2 separate regions of the Homo sapiens genome follow, and region 1 is linked to region 2. The links are chromatin contacts, found by Hi-C or POLR2A ChIA-PET in ENCODE. All regions are on one chromosome and are shown on one strand. Each heading gives the region's core, a stretch centred on a gene start or an enhancer-like site at or near the end of the contact. The rest is flanking DNA. Distances are from core to core; before and after follow the strand shown.

Region 1 (7,406 bases), core at 2,322-4,821, 320 kb before region 2:
TTAATACACATGGAAGCTGAAGTGGGCATAAGTCAGTGGCCCTCTATTCTAGCTCCTGAAGCTCAAGGGGCACACCTATGGGAATCTTATGACTCCCCAAACATGTAAAATTCTTTGGAGGCACTTTTGATTTACACTGATGTCTTGTGACAGTTCTGGCCCCCAGAATAGTTTGCTAAATACTACTCATGACTTCCCCATTGGAGGGAAGAGAGCCCTGTTACATAATAACAACACACAATGGAAACCAGTCTAGATTTGAGCCTGTAAGGTGAGATGAGATGATTGGCTTTGTCCTCAGTTGTAGATTCTGTTGGGAAGGCAAAGCAAATACCTCTGTAATTCTTACTACTTTGTTGTGTATTCTGTAATGAAACTGAATTATACCATGTTCATACTATAATATTGTGTAATACTGGCATTGTTGGTAAGATTCAATTACACTAAGTAATAAGACTTATGACAATACTAATATTGATTATAAAATGTATTGGGAGATTGACTTAAAGCTCCTTCAGGACATACAGCTTATGTATTACCATTTTTATTTTATGCACAATAACTACTAGCCTGAGGAAGAACTGGATCTGGCTAATCATCCTCTGAATTCTGTGTTAAACAGTTCTTCACAAGCTTATCATAAGACACAAATAACAGTAGGTCAAGGGGGGAAAGAATAATAAAATTAACACAAGGATATAAAAAAGTGCATAATGGGTTTACAGGACAAATCAGTTGTTTCTTTAAATCTATCCCCGTACTGGCTTCTCCAAATGTTAGGCATATTTGTGTTGGTGCTATTGCTATATACATGCCATAAATGCTGCACCAAATGTAAATGTTATAACAAATATCATCATTTTTCTGTGGGAGGTTCATGGCCAGAGACCAAGGGGTAGAATTTTCCATTGTTTTCTGGCATTTAATGTTAGCATTAAGAAACCAAACCCCAACATATTTTGTTTTTACACCTTAGACGTGGCTTTCTTTTCTGTTACCTGAAAATTTACTCCTCTATTCTTGAAGTTCAACAAGTTAAACGTGCTATTTTTCAGTGTTGGTTGCTTGATGATGATGATGATAATGTGTTTCCTTAAACACACTACCCTTCATTAAAAACTCTAGATGTCAATATATGTTTCAGAAAAAAGTGTTATTCCATTATTCCTTTCAATACTTTTTCTGTTTTACTTACTGAATTTCCTGTTTCATGGACACTGGTTTTCATTTTTGTTTAATTTTTAATTTTTGTGGAGACATAGGTGTATGTATTTATGAGCTACATGAGATACCTTGATATAGTCATATAATGTGTAAAATCACCTCAGGGTGAATGGGGTATCCATTGCCTCAAGCATTTATCCTTCGTTTTACAAACTATCCAGTTATACCCTTTTAATTATTTTTAAATGTCCAATTACATTTTTATTGATTTATTTTGGACTATCTTTGAAATCAAATTTTATTATTATCTCCATAATTTTTATTGACTTTTTCTTAGCAATTCCTCTAATTATCTCAAGTCTCTCTGGAAAAGTAATTTGATATTCAACCATTTATTCTGTCCCTGGGTGTTATTTTTAAGATACTGTTTCTGTAATAATGTTATTTGCATTCTTAATTCACCAATGATTTCTTGTATTAGTCAACTTATAATAATAACTAAACTCTTTTATTGTGGGCTGAATTTGAAAGGAAATTTCATTTGTTCCTTGTGGTATGTTTCCTTCCAGAACTAGTCTTAAGGGATTTTTATTTTTTAAATGTGGTATATTGTCACAATTTCCACGCCAATTCTTTGCATTTTCTTTCTGGTTGAGATGAGTAACTCATGCAAATCTATTTCTTTCAGCCACTTGGCCCCCTTGAAGGCTCAAATTAGCTGTTTCATCCACTTTTCTGTAACCTGATGGCAGTGGTTAAGTGTCTGTAGGAGGAAAATGGAAGTGGGGAAGAGCTCATTAGAGTCTATGTGCGTCCCTCAGAGGAGGTCACTTCACTTATTTGGGAAAGAATTTTAGTCCTAAAAGAGAATCTACTGGGACTTTGAATTTTTTCTGAAATTCATCAGGAAGTCCTGGAAAATGTCAGTCCTCTCCAGAGGATTTTCTCTGGTCCATTTCTATTGCCTCTGTTGGTGTGGCCTTTTCTCTACTGGATTTTTCCTTGACTCATCCTGGAAGAACTCTCTTATCCTCTCAGCTTCAGCTTGCATGCTCCTTTCTAACCTGGTGGTGGTAGGTACAATTTTAAATAAGAACACTGAGCATTTTATCTCTCCAATTCTGCTACTGTAATATGGGAGTAAAGATAGGAGTCTCCATATTCAGCTCCATGCCAGACAGTTTGCCTCGATCACCACATTTTGAACTTGGTGACATGTGGTTCCTCCTCTTTTCTTGTTTTGTTGTTGGGTGAACTTTGTAACACTTTCACTTATTTATATAATATTTGATTCACTGTATTACCTACTGGGTGAGAGGACTTCTGTACTCTGGCTTTATTCTGCCCTTTTACCCTAAAATCTATAATATTTTAATATAACTCTATTATTATGACACAAGCAATACATATCCATAAACACACACACATGCCACATGTAAGAAAAAAAAGTCTGTAATTCTACCATGAAGTAATCATTATTGTTAAGGTAGAGATAGTATTTTTCTATGATAATATAGATGACTTTTAATGAATATATAATTATATGTTAATAAACTTTCTATGTATGTATATGTTATTTTGACAAATTAATTATATAGTTTTGGTTTGCTATTATTCTCTTCCTTTAAGGTGCTTTTAAAGTATGATTTCATATCAGTAAATATTGTTTCAAATTGGTCCCGTGCATCCCATTTTATGAATCTAATTCTTTTAACCAGTATTACATTGTAGGGTACTTAGATTTTTTCCAATGAGTCCTATTTTAAACAATGTTGAGATGCACATGTTTGTACAGCATACTTTGTGATATTGCTTTTATTTTCTTCAGACAAAGCCCAAGAGGTAAGCGCAAATGATTATTTGAGAAGGAATCCACATTCATACTGAGACTGCAAACAATATTGTCTTTCTTCAATTACAGTTGGCCTAGATGGTTTGGACACTCTGGGAACAACTATCTTTGATTTCTATAACAACTAAATTTTGGAACTAAAAAGACAATACTAGAATATGGTAGTGCACGTGTAGTTATAGCACTGAATACATTTCCAAAAGGATTTATATAGCAATTGATTTGGATCCTAAGCCCTCATGACCAAGATCCTGAATTTTTTAAAAAGCTACTACAGAGCTGGTAAGTGACTAATGTATTTTGCCGGATTAGAAGACATCAAGTTTCAGTCTTATGATTAGCAATTTAAAGTGTTATTAAAAATTCTAAAACTGCATTTAAGTGATGAAAAATTGCTGTGTCATACTGAGACTACTAAGAACAATGTGTGATGCAGCAATAACTCATCCAAAAATAGCAAACTCATGACTTGTTTCTTGTTTTGCCCTTACCACTGAAAACTTCTCTTTCTCTCCAGCACCGTCAGCTACCAGGGATGGAGAGGGAAGGGACAGAGAGAGAAACTCATGAACTCAGAAATTTGCCCTGATGCAGCCATCTGCAAGGTCATCCCACATACACTAACATCTGCTGGGACTTGGATGCAGCTGCTCTGAAGGGAAGTTGGGACAGAAAAGGAAAGGGGCTGTTGCTCAATCTTTACTTTCTTTGGCTGCTAGTGCTGGTTCATCTTGCATAAAGCACTGGCAATGGAACAAGCTTCTATTGACCAAGATATTATCATGTTGAGACCACTCCAGCAATCCCAGAGTCCCCAGTGAGGGTGCAGAATTCACCCCATTCCAGGTTGGACTGAGTCGTTAGTAGAAACAGTCCTAGGGCCACTTTGGGAGGCCGAGGCGGGTGGATCATGAGGTCAGGAGATCGAGACCATCCTGGCTAACAAGGTGAAACCCCGTCTCTACTAAAAATACAAAAAATTAGCCGGGCGCGGTGGCGGGCGCCTGTAGTCCCAGCTACTGGGGAGGCTGAGGCAGGAGAATGGCGTGAACCCGGGAAGCGGAGCTTGCAGTGAGCCGAGATTGCGCCACTGCAGTCCGCAGTCCGGCCTGGGCGACAGAGCGAGACTCCGTCTCAAAAAAAAAAAAAAAAAAAAAAAAAAGAAAAGATCCACTTCTGACCCTGACCAAAGGTTGTTTTTGTTTTTTTCCTACATTGGAACTGAATTTTGCCCACTCCATGTGCTTCTGAGGTCTTGTCTTATATATTTTTTCTTATTCCAAAATTCCAGTCCCAAACAGGAATGCTCCATAAAGTGGCTTATGCAGAGCTTCCTCAGTAAAAACACAAAAAGGGCAGGTGCATTGGTGACTCTCCTGAGAATGTTGTGTGCAATGATACATCTTGATTCTCCTATCACCTCAAATAAAGCCAGGCCTGTTGAATGAACAAAGCAGAAAATCAAGGGACATGGATAAGCAGATAAGTTTCCTTCCAAGAAGAAAGAGTAGTGATCCCTCAGGAATACTTGCCTTTTCCAACCTATGATCTTCCTCTGTTACCCAGGAGAATGCCTTACTTCAGCTCTGGCAGGTGTGAGTAGGGTAGACTTTGCTCAATTAATCTATGAACTTACATTTTATTGAGTTCAGCCAGCCTTGTGCTATATGACTTAGGAAAGTCACAAACATATGCATGCCTCTGTTGTCATCAAATCATTTGAAAAATGCTAAACAAATTTTGGAGGTAGTGTTTGGTGTTTGAGATGCTCTTACATAAAACTGAGGCTAGGCAGCAAATGCCATTTTGCTTTGAAGAGTCCTGGGATTAAACCAAAAATGATAGGTGATCATATTTAATAGAATTAAAACTAAGATACAGCTGGAATCCGATCAGATCACTAAGTAGGAGAGCCTTGCCATGCATATAGAGATGTCATGAACAGAGCAAACAAATAGGATTTATATGTAAGGCCCAAAATAGAGGACAAATGGACAAATACCCCAAGACAGAGGCATTTACTTGGATTGAGATGTTTTTCACTTGCACGATTTTTAAAGCTCTTCACCACAACATCAGTGTTGTATAAACTGCTTATAGCAGACCCAAGGCATGCATTGTGGAACTTATCCAACAGTAGCTGGTTTCTTGCAACCTGACACAACTAATCAGGTAGCCAAACAGTTGGGTGTGGTGGCCAGGTTGACAGAGTTTCTGCCATCTTTCACATGTGGCTTCCATGTTCTCTGCCATCAGCATTCCAGAGGGCCAGGAACACGGAAGAGCACATGTGGGAGGATTTTAATGAGTCAGGCCTGAAATGGCACATGCCACTCCCTCTCACATTTTATTGGCCAACAGAGTCTCAGACAGAACTGGGAAACAGGGTTCAGCTGACGCTTAGACAGAAAAGGAGAACATATGTTTTGGTGAGCAGGCTCTTTCTCTAGGGTATTTGTTTAATCATATAAAGGTTAATAAAGATTCTTCCACACAGCGCTAATACAGACGAGATGATAATGGAAAACACTTGCTGAATGTTCATGATGTACTTGGCACTGTTTTGTGAACTGTATAGGTATAAATTACATCAATCCTCACCAATTTCTGAGGTATATAATGCAATTATTTCCATGTCCATACAGATGAGGCAACAAAGACTCAGAAAAAATTAAGCAAGTTTTTCAAGATCACATAGCCAGCAAGTGGCAGAGCAAGGAACTCAGTTAGATCCACTCTGGACCTACACCTCTAGGCAGAGAGGTAGATCAGGACGTCTGCCTGACTGCAGAGGCTGGCATGGAATGTTTAGATGTGAGTTCAAGTTTACGACCAGACAGCCTGATACCCTGAGTCTGTGATGTGGTCTAAATACTCTTTACCTACAATGTCAAAAATCTCCTGGACCAGAACTCGATGTAATGGGCTTATTATTTACTTAAGCCTCTTTAGTTTTGGGGAATTTTTATTTGTTTTTAAATTTATTTTTATTATATATATTTAAGGTACATAACATGGTGTTTGGATATACATATATATGTATATCAGTATTTTGTTTTTGTTCTGGTTTTGATTATTATTTTTTTAACCAGCCACATGGTTTACAATGTGCAGTTTCTATAAACACATAATTGTAAAAATTAATTTTATTGTTAAAGATCACTAGTTAAGAGCCACACAGTAAATTGTTCTCAGAATTTAGTCCTAGCATAAAGTTTCTCTGTCCTAATGATCTACTAGTAGTATTCACTTTTATTTCACTGTAGAAGTTAATATAATCCATCACAGTGTCCTTTTTGCTAAATATACAAGAAAGCTGAGATTATTTTTTCAATTTTACCAACCCACTCCCCCAAAAGACTTTGATTTTTTAAAAAGTAATACTTTCTTTCCCATTTTCCTCTGCCTTTATTATACAACTTGTGGTTTTTATCTTTATTTTAATGGACTGATTCTGTGTGAACTCTTTATAGATGACTTCAATCTATTTCCAGAAGGAAATTGGTTAAGATAGTAGGGAACTGAGACTTGAGATTTGAAGGCCTTTAAGAGTTTGGCCAAATTATATACTATAAATCTTAAAGAAAATTAAAGGGTATTTCCTAGGTTTCCTTCAAGGGTTTTCACAGTTTTAGGTTTTGCATTTAAGTCTTAATCCATCTTGGGTTGATTTTTGTATATGGTATAAGGAAGGGGTTCAATTTCAATCTTCTGCATATGGCTAGCCAGTTATCCTAGCACTGTTTATTAAATAGAAAGTCCTTTTTCCATTGCTTGTTTTTGTCAACTTTGTCAGATATCAGATGGTTGCAGGTGTGCAGCTTTATTTCTGGGCTTTCTATTCTGTTCCATTCATCCATGTGTCTGTTTTTGTACCAGTACCATGCTATTTTGGTTACTATAGCCTTGTAGTATAGTTTCAACTCTGGTAATGTAATGTCTCCAGGTTTTTTCTTCTTGCTTAGGATTTCTTTGGCTATTCAGGGTCTTTTTTTGGTTCTATATGAATTTTAGAATAGTTTTTTTTTTCTAATTCTATAAAGAATGTCATTGGTAGTTTGAAAGGAATAGCATTGAATCTGTAAATTGCTTTGGGCAGTATGGCCATTTTAACAATATTGGTTCTTTCTATTCATGAGCATGAAATATTTTTCTGCTTGTTTATGTCATCTCTGATTTCTTTCAGCAGTGTTGTGTTATTCTCATTGTAGAGGTCTTTCATCTCCTTGGTTAATATATTCCTAGGTATTTTTTATTGTTGTTGTGGCTGTTGTGAATGGGATTGCATTCTTGATTTGGCATCTAGCTTGGATGTTGTTGGTGTATAGAAATACTACTGATTTGTGTACATTTCTTTTGTATCCTCAAACTTTGCTGAAGTTGTTCATCA
Region 2 (6,982 bases), core at 566-3,065:
AGCATTGGGCTGTATTTGCAACCCACACCCCTCTAGACCTCTTCAGATTCTACATGTGTCTATCATCACCACCATACTGGCCTCTTTCTACCTATATTGGTCCCATATTAGACCTATATTGTTGACCGACAGCTTATCTATTATATCAAGTACCTTGTCGATCAACTCAAGGTCAAAAACAGCCTCAGCAGTTACTTGTGATTTAATTCATACACAAAGTTTTGTTGCATGTCAACTAGGTGTCAGTTGCCATGACAGATTCTAGAAAGAGGACATAGCCCTGGTCTTGAAGGGGCACAGTCTGTTGAGGGAGACAGACAAATCTATCAGCATCTACCATGTCAAGGTGCTATAAGACATAGTAGTCACAGCCAAGATATACCCGAAGAGGTATCAGGTGACTCTGGAAGTAGGGAATGGAGACAAGAAAAGGGTTGTGGGAAGAGCATTTTGAGCAGAGCAAGCAACAAATGCAGAGGACCAAAGGCAAGAGAAGGCAGATCAAGTGTCAACACTCTATAAGTAGCACATGGGTAAAAAGAAAAAATATGAAATTCACATAGGCAGCTCTACTCAACAGACTTCAGGCCCTTAAAAAATGGAGAAACATGGCCGGGTGCAGTGGCTCATGCCTGTAATCCTAGCACTTTGGGAGGCCAAGGCAGGTGGATCGCCTGAGGTCAGGAGTTTGAGACCAGCCTGGCCAACATGATGAAACCCCGTTTCTACTGGAAATACAAAAATTGGCCAGGCGTGGTGGCGGGCGCCTATGATCCCAGCTACTCGGGAGGCTGAGGTATGAGAATCGCCTGAACCTTGGGGGGCAGAAGTTGCAGTGAGCTGAGATCGTGCCACTGCACTCCAGCCTGGGCAAAAGAGTGAAACTCCGTCTCAAAAAAAAAAATGTGTAGGAACATGATACAGTCAACCCAATGTCTCCCAAAATATAATTATTTGAAGCAAATACACACTTAGGGCCAGTATTATAACCTGTGACAATAGGGACGTAAGTAAAACAAAGGGCAGGAAATTTGCTCTATGTCTAACTAGAGTATGTGGGACCCTCCTGACAATTTTCTGTTGATTAGTGACAGAGTGATGTCAACCCAGACCATGATTTTAGGGTGAGACTATGGTGGGTCCAGAACAGAGGTGGGAAGAACAGATTCAATATACTATATTTCCTTCTATAGTCACACTTAGATTTAAGCCTAGAAAGGCTTAACTGTCTAAGAACATCAGATTAGACAGCTTGATTTTGTTGTGTTTGTGGGTCAGCAAAAGCCTCTCTCAAGCACCTGAGAGTTTGAAGATAAGAGAACATGGTGAGTCATCTGCAGGGCAGCACTTCCTCTTGTGCACTGGTTAAGAGAGTCCTGTCTGTTCACAAAAGAGGCACTGAGGGAGCCACCAGTTGGCATATGCAGCAGGAAGTCAGGAAGTCAACATAGTGTGGAAATTAAGAGAGGGACTTTACAACAACTCTGAATTAGCAGAAAATATTTATGATTGTCATGTCCTCAGCCGCCATGGTTATTGGGCCCTACTTGGACCACCTATGCAAGACTATAAGCCAGAGAGGGACAGACAGGACAAAGGAAAAATGCAAGCAGAAAGAAGCAAGGAATAAAAGAATTCAACTAATTCTCTTGGGTCAGACAAAAAAAAATCATAGCACTTACGGTTTTGACAGGACTGATTCTCAATTGCCAAGCATAAACCAATGTTTGCTTAGATTAATACACTCTAAGTAATTTACTTACCGGAATTCCTAGTCACTAGAAAACTTCTGAGCACACTTAAGTTTCAAATATACCTAGAGCAGATGCTGCCCTCCTGAGGACTGTAGTGATATTGCTGATTGTCTTGTAATAATTTTAAATAAATTTTGAAGATTACCCAGGTGTGTACCCATTTGCATCTATAAGTTAGTCCATATTGATTTATTCAGAAAAAACTTTTTTGCATAAATATATTTTAGTGTTTTTTCTGTAAAGAAAAATGTTTCCAGATTACTAATTGAAACCTGTCTCCATTAAGACTGTTTTTCCTGTCATGAATCATAAAATCCATTTTGTGAAATCTATTTCGTGAGTCATAACCAGATTTTTTTAAAAAAAGATATAAAATAAAACAGAAAAGAAGAAGTAGAAAACATTAGAAGGGGTCCCACAGACCCTTAACATGACCTGTGTGTACCAGGATATGGTCATCGTGAAGTATAAGAAATGTAAGACTTGACTGATGGGATCATGTGAATGCATGCCTTAGCTAGGAAGTGGCATGTGATCCTTTCCTCACTAGTATCTCGTTTGATTTGCTGGCCTGTGATAGTTAATTCAACCATCAACATAATGGAACAGTGTGGTAGGCAGGATTCTAAGGTGGCTCCCAAGATCACTGCCTCTTAGTGTGCACGCTTTGTGTAACTCCCTCCTAAGTGCAGGCTGAACGGGTGCATGTGATAGAATTTGACTCCCATGATTGGGTTACTAATCTGCTGACTTTTTGATCAACCAAAATGGAGAGTATCCCGGTGGGCCAAATCTAAACGAGTCAGATTTATTTTATTTTATTTTATTTTATTATTATTATTTTATTTATTTATTTATTTTTTGAGACGGAGTCTCACTCTCGCCCAGGCTGGAGTGCAGTGGGACGATCTCGGCTCACTGCACCCTCCACCTCCTGGGTTCAAGCGATTCTCCTGCCTCAGCCTCCTGAGTAGATGGGACTACATGTGCACGCCACCACGCCTGGCTAATTTTTGTATTTTTTTAGTAGAGACGGAGTTTCACCACGTTGGCCAGGATGGTCTCAATCTCTTGATCTCGTGATCCATCCGCCTCAGCCTCCCAAAGTGCTGAGATTACAGGCGTGAGCCACTGAGCCTGGCCACAAGTCAGATTTCTAAAAGGCCTGGGTCTCTCCAGAAAGTTGTGAAGCGTTAAGAGGGCACGAGGGCCCGGCGCGGGGGCTCACGCCTGGAATCCCAGCACTTTGGGAGGCCGAGGCGGGCGGATCACGAGGTCAGGAGATCAAGACCACGGTGAAAACCCGTCTCTACTAAAAATACAAAAAATTAGCCGGGCGTGGTGGGGGGCGCCTGTAGTCCCAGCTACTCGGGAGGCTGAGGCAGGAGAATGGCGTCAACCTGGGAGGCAGAGCTTGCAGTGAGCTGAGATCGCGCCACTGCACTCCAGCCTGGGGGACAGAGTGAGACTCCGTCTCAAAAAAAAAAAAAAAAAAAAAAAGAGGGCATTAGGAGAGGCCACGGGAAAAAGTACCGTTGGTGATTGTTAGGACCTGAGCTGGACGCTGGGCTGACCCCCCACAGAACAAGGGCCTCAGCCCCACAGGTCAAGGAACTGAATTCTGCCAACAATAGGAATGAACTTGGAAGACGACCCCCAGCTTCAAAAAGGAAGGCAGCTCATCTGACATTTTGATTTCAGCCTTGTGACTCAAAGTAGAAAACCCTGTCCAGCCCAAACTGGACTTTTGGCCCACAGACACTGTAAGATCATAAATTTGTTGTTCTAAGCCCCTAAATTTGTGGTAACTTGTTATGCAGCCATAGAAAACGAATGCAATTAATGTTCCACAATGTAATTTTGTATTTTACAATTAACCGTGAAACAAAATGCAGCATAACTTTATCCTCTGCAAAAACGCTGAGACTTTCCACTAGTTTGAGTGATGAACTTTCAATATTTCTGCAGGATGCCTCTTTCAACATTTGCTAAGTTCTTGACAACTGTTACTTTTTCATTATAATAGTTCAATTATCTTTCAAAATGACTTTGTTATTAGAAGGAAAAAGAAAAATGACATGCAAAATACAAAGGCATGATCAAGTTCAAGTTTAACTGCTGGATCTAAAAGAGCAAATAGTATATTAAGAAAAGTGTTGACTCTACTCATGAAACTTTTAATTCATTTGAGCACCATCCCTAAAAAGGGCAAGATTTTATAATATTATATAATATTTGTTTTATTGATTATGCAATGTAATGACAGACCTAGGCATAATACTTTTTAAACTGTTCTTCAAATTAAAGCTTACACACTTCAAAATTGAGATATCTGAAAGTACAAAATATTGAACTTATTAATAAGTCCCTTGAATATTATTTAAAAAGAAAAATAGTGAAGCTTGGCACTGTTTCGTAGCTATTCTACAACAATTAGAAAGTCTCATATTAAAATAGGATTGACAGATTGATTATCTGATAAGCTTGACTACGTGGAAGAGAAGTGTTTTACAGAGTCATGCAGAATGTAAAAACCATACCTGCAAGCTCAAAGAAATCTAAGACTTTTTTGTTAAATGAAGCAGTTATTAACTCCAGGAAAATATGTGAAATCAATGAATGATGTTTTCACCAAAATCTTGTTTATATTGGGAAAGTGAAGGGAACTTCATACAAGAGAGCTATAGTAGACATGAGTACTGGCCACCAGTATTTCCAGGTCTCTCCTCCTTGCTGGACATAGGAGATTATGTTTCCTTGCTTCCTTTGCAGTCATGTGACTGGTGGTGGTAATAGACAGTTATAGGAGATGACACGTGTCCCTTTCAGTCTGAAGCACGAGGGACCTAGTTGGTGCTCTATTTTACATATTCTCTCTCCCTGCTGTTATAAACCCTGGTGCCTTGTGTTGCTACCAGAAGGATTTACTATAGGGAAGCGTTATAAGGTAGAGTGACTACATGAAGCAAGCCCACTTCTGCCCTCTATCAGACATAGACCACAACGGAGAAATAGTTGTTTTTAACCTGAGATTTGGAGATTATTTCTTACTGCAAGACCATGTACACCAAGAAATTGGCAAACTCTTTCTGAAAACCATAAGTGAATATTTTAGGCTTTGCAGGCCACAGTCTCTGTTACATATGATTTTTTTCAACAACTCTATAAAAATATAAAAATCACCCTTAGCTTGTAACAAAAGAGTAGGCTGTGGGTGGAATCTGGCTCATGGACCATAGTTTGTGACCAAGTTCTAGACAACTATGGAGGGGATTATCAGGGGGCTGACAGCTTTCTCAAAAGCTGAGATGGCAGCTTCAACACAGGAGGGGTGGAAATTCACACCCCTCAGGAACATCCTCAACCTTGACTGATGGGAGGAGGTATATATATACCTCAGCTCCTGAGCAGACTAGCCCTGAGGTGTGCATTTATATCTCAGAATTTTCTTGTAGAATTTTCCAGTTGCCCACAGTGCTAACGTGCTTAATAAGTCTTCTTTATTGCCAGTTTTCCCAGTTCTTCCTCAATTCGCCACCCACCTATGATATTTCCTGCACCTTCCAATGAAGCTACTTACCCTTGTCTCAGGATCTGCCTTGGGGCAAACCAAACTAACATACCTATACTTAGGAATAGAATCATTAGTGCAGGAAATTGAGTGTTTCTATGACTAAAATGTAAAATGTGCGCTACTTAGCAGTTAAGCAGGGCAGGGGGGCATTAGGAAAATGGTATCAAAAGCAGAAAGCAGTGACTCATGTTCTGCCATGGTAAGCATCTGGTAAAGCCGTTGCCTGTAACATCTTAGTCTGCGAGACTGTGGGAGAGTGGACCACAGCCCTCACTCACTCTAACCCTTGGATGTGATGTGCACTAAACAGAATCTGCCAAGCACAAACCACCAAATTGGCTTAGCTCTGTTAAAACCAAGTCTTTCATCTATATTCCTGTCTTCGTGCCCCTCCTATATTTTCCTTCCAGTCTATCCACTGTTTATTAGGTGAATACAATCGTCTCCATGGTGGATATGGTACTTCTCTGAGCATGTCTCTCTGCATAGCACAGGGACAAAGCTAAAAATCACATCTATCAAACTTCCTTTCTGCAAGGATTCCAGATGTGACTTAGGGCACACCCATCACTATTGCAGGAAAGGTGACAGTTCCGCAGTTTATGGTGTTTCTGTTGCAAGCACAGCCATGAAGACATTGCCTTTACTGTGTGGCAGCCTTCGCAGAGGTCCCCACATATGGTCCATGACTTTCCTGGGTGGGACAGGTGGGACATGTGACCTATCCACTTTCTGTTGGTGCAAATGTGGCAGGCATGATGATGCAGCCACGATGCTGCTTCCTGATCCCCGGACCACAGTTAGTGCAGTGTGTTAGTGGAGCCAACGGTTCCAGTGGCAGCTTCAGATTCCCCACGTCCCTGTCTCTGGCCATGTTAGCAGATCCCCTGGCAGGCCAGATCTGTGCTGCTATGCTACGGGCTGTTCTCAGAGGCCCACCCTAATTGGGCCCACCAGTCCTCCCAGTGATCTTGCAGACACTGAATTCCTCTACCAAATTCTACTTATGTTAAAGGATGCAAAATTACAGCTAGATAGAAGGAATCAGTTCTGGTGTTCTGTAACACTGTAGGATAACTATAGTTAACAATAATATATTTTTATATAGTTTCAAACAGAAGGAGGATAGTGAATGTTTTGCAACACAAAGAAATGATAAATGTTTGAGATGATGAATATGCTAATTACCCTGATCTGATTGATAGGTACTGAAACACCACCATGTACCCCCTGAATATGTACATTTATTTATCACTTACAAAAATAAAATTAGGGCAGGCAAGGTCACTCATGCCTGTAATCTCAGCACTTTGGGAGGTGGAGGTGGTAGGATCACTTGAGGTCAGGAGTTCAAGACCAACCTGGATAACATAGCCAGACATTGTCTCTACAAAAAAAAAAGGTTAAAATTAAATGGGTATGGTGGAGTGTGCCTTTAGTCCCAGCCACTCAAAAGGCTGAGGTGGGAGGATCACTTGAGCCCAGGAGGTTGAGGTTGCAGTGAGCCACAGTTGTACCACTGCACTCCAGCCTGGGGTGACAGAGCAAGATCCTCTCTCTAAAACATAATAACATAAATGAAAAAAATTAATTTAAAAAATTCTCCCTTAAAAAAGCTAATTAGTGCTACCTGCACTGAGCCTGGCTAACATAG

The links. Hi-C counts contacts between places; a loop is a spot of excess contacts on that map. ChIA-PET counts read pairs that join two places held with the same protein, here RNA polymerase II (POLR2A). Pooled maps may share reads with other maps.
Region 1: a pooled map shows a loop between it and region 2 (1.9-fold over the local background). The contact joins two enhancer-like sites. A Hi-C loop is called at or near these places in 12 of 168 maps with a recorded cell type or tissue (HL-60/S4, adrenal gland, esophagus squamous epithelium and 9 more), 1 of 37 single-sample maps with no recorded cell type and 4 of 50 pooled maps. POLR2A ChIA-PET finds 5 or more read pairs at or near these places in 1 of 52 experiments (H1).

Annotation. Positions count from the first base shown.
Region 1 is chr13:78,098,641-78,106,046 of GRCh38, reverse strand. All of the region lies in intron 1 of OBI1-AS1 (OBI1 antisense RNA 1), which reads right to left. Among named protein-coding and RNA genes, the nearest start is that of OBI1-AS1, 47 kb to the right of the region's middle. RefSeq lists an enhancer at 2,992-4,191. Within about 2 kb of position 3,571, at least 3 of the 41 ENCODE cell types and tissues checked have a DNase peak (open chromatin) inside an H3K27ac peak, as active enhancers do.
Region 2 is chr13:77,774,489-77,781,470 of GRCh38, reverse strand. No RefSeq gene overlaps it. Among named protein-coding and RNA genes, the nearest start is that of EDNRB-AS1, 41 kb to the left of the region's middle. Within about 2 kb of position 1,815, at least 3 of the 41 ENCODE cell types and tissues checked have a DNase peak (open chromatin) inside an H3K27ac peak, as active enhancers do.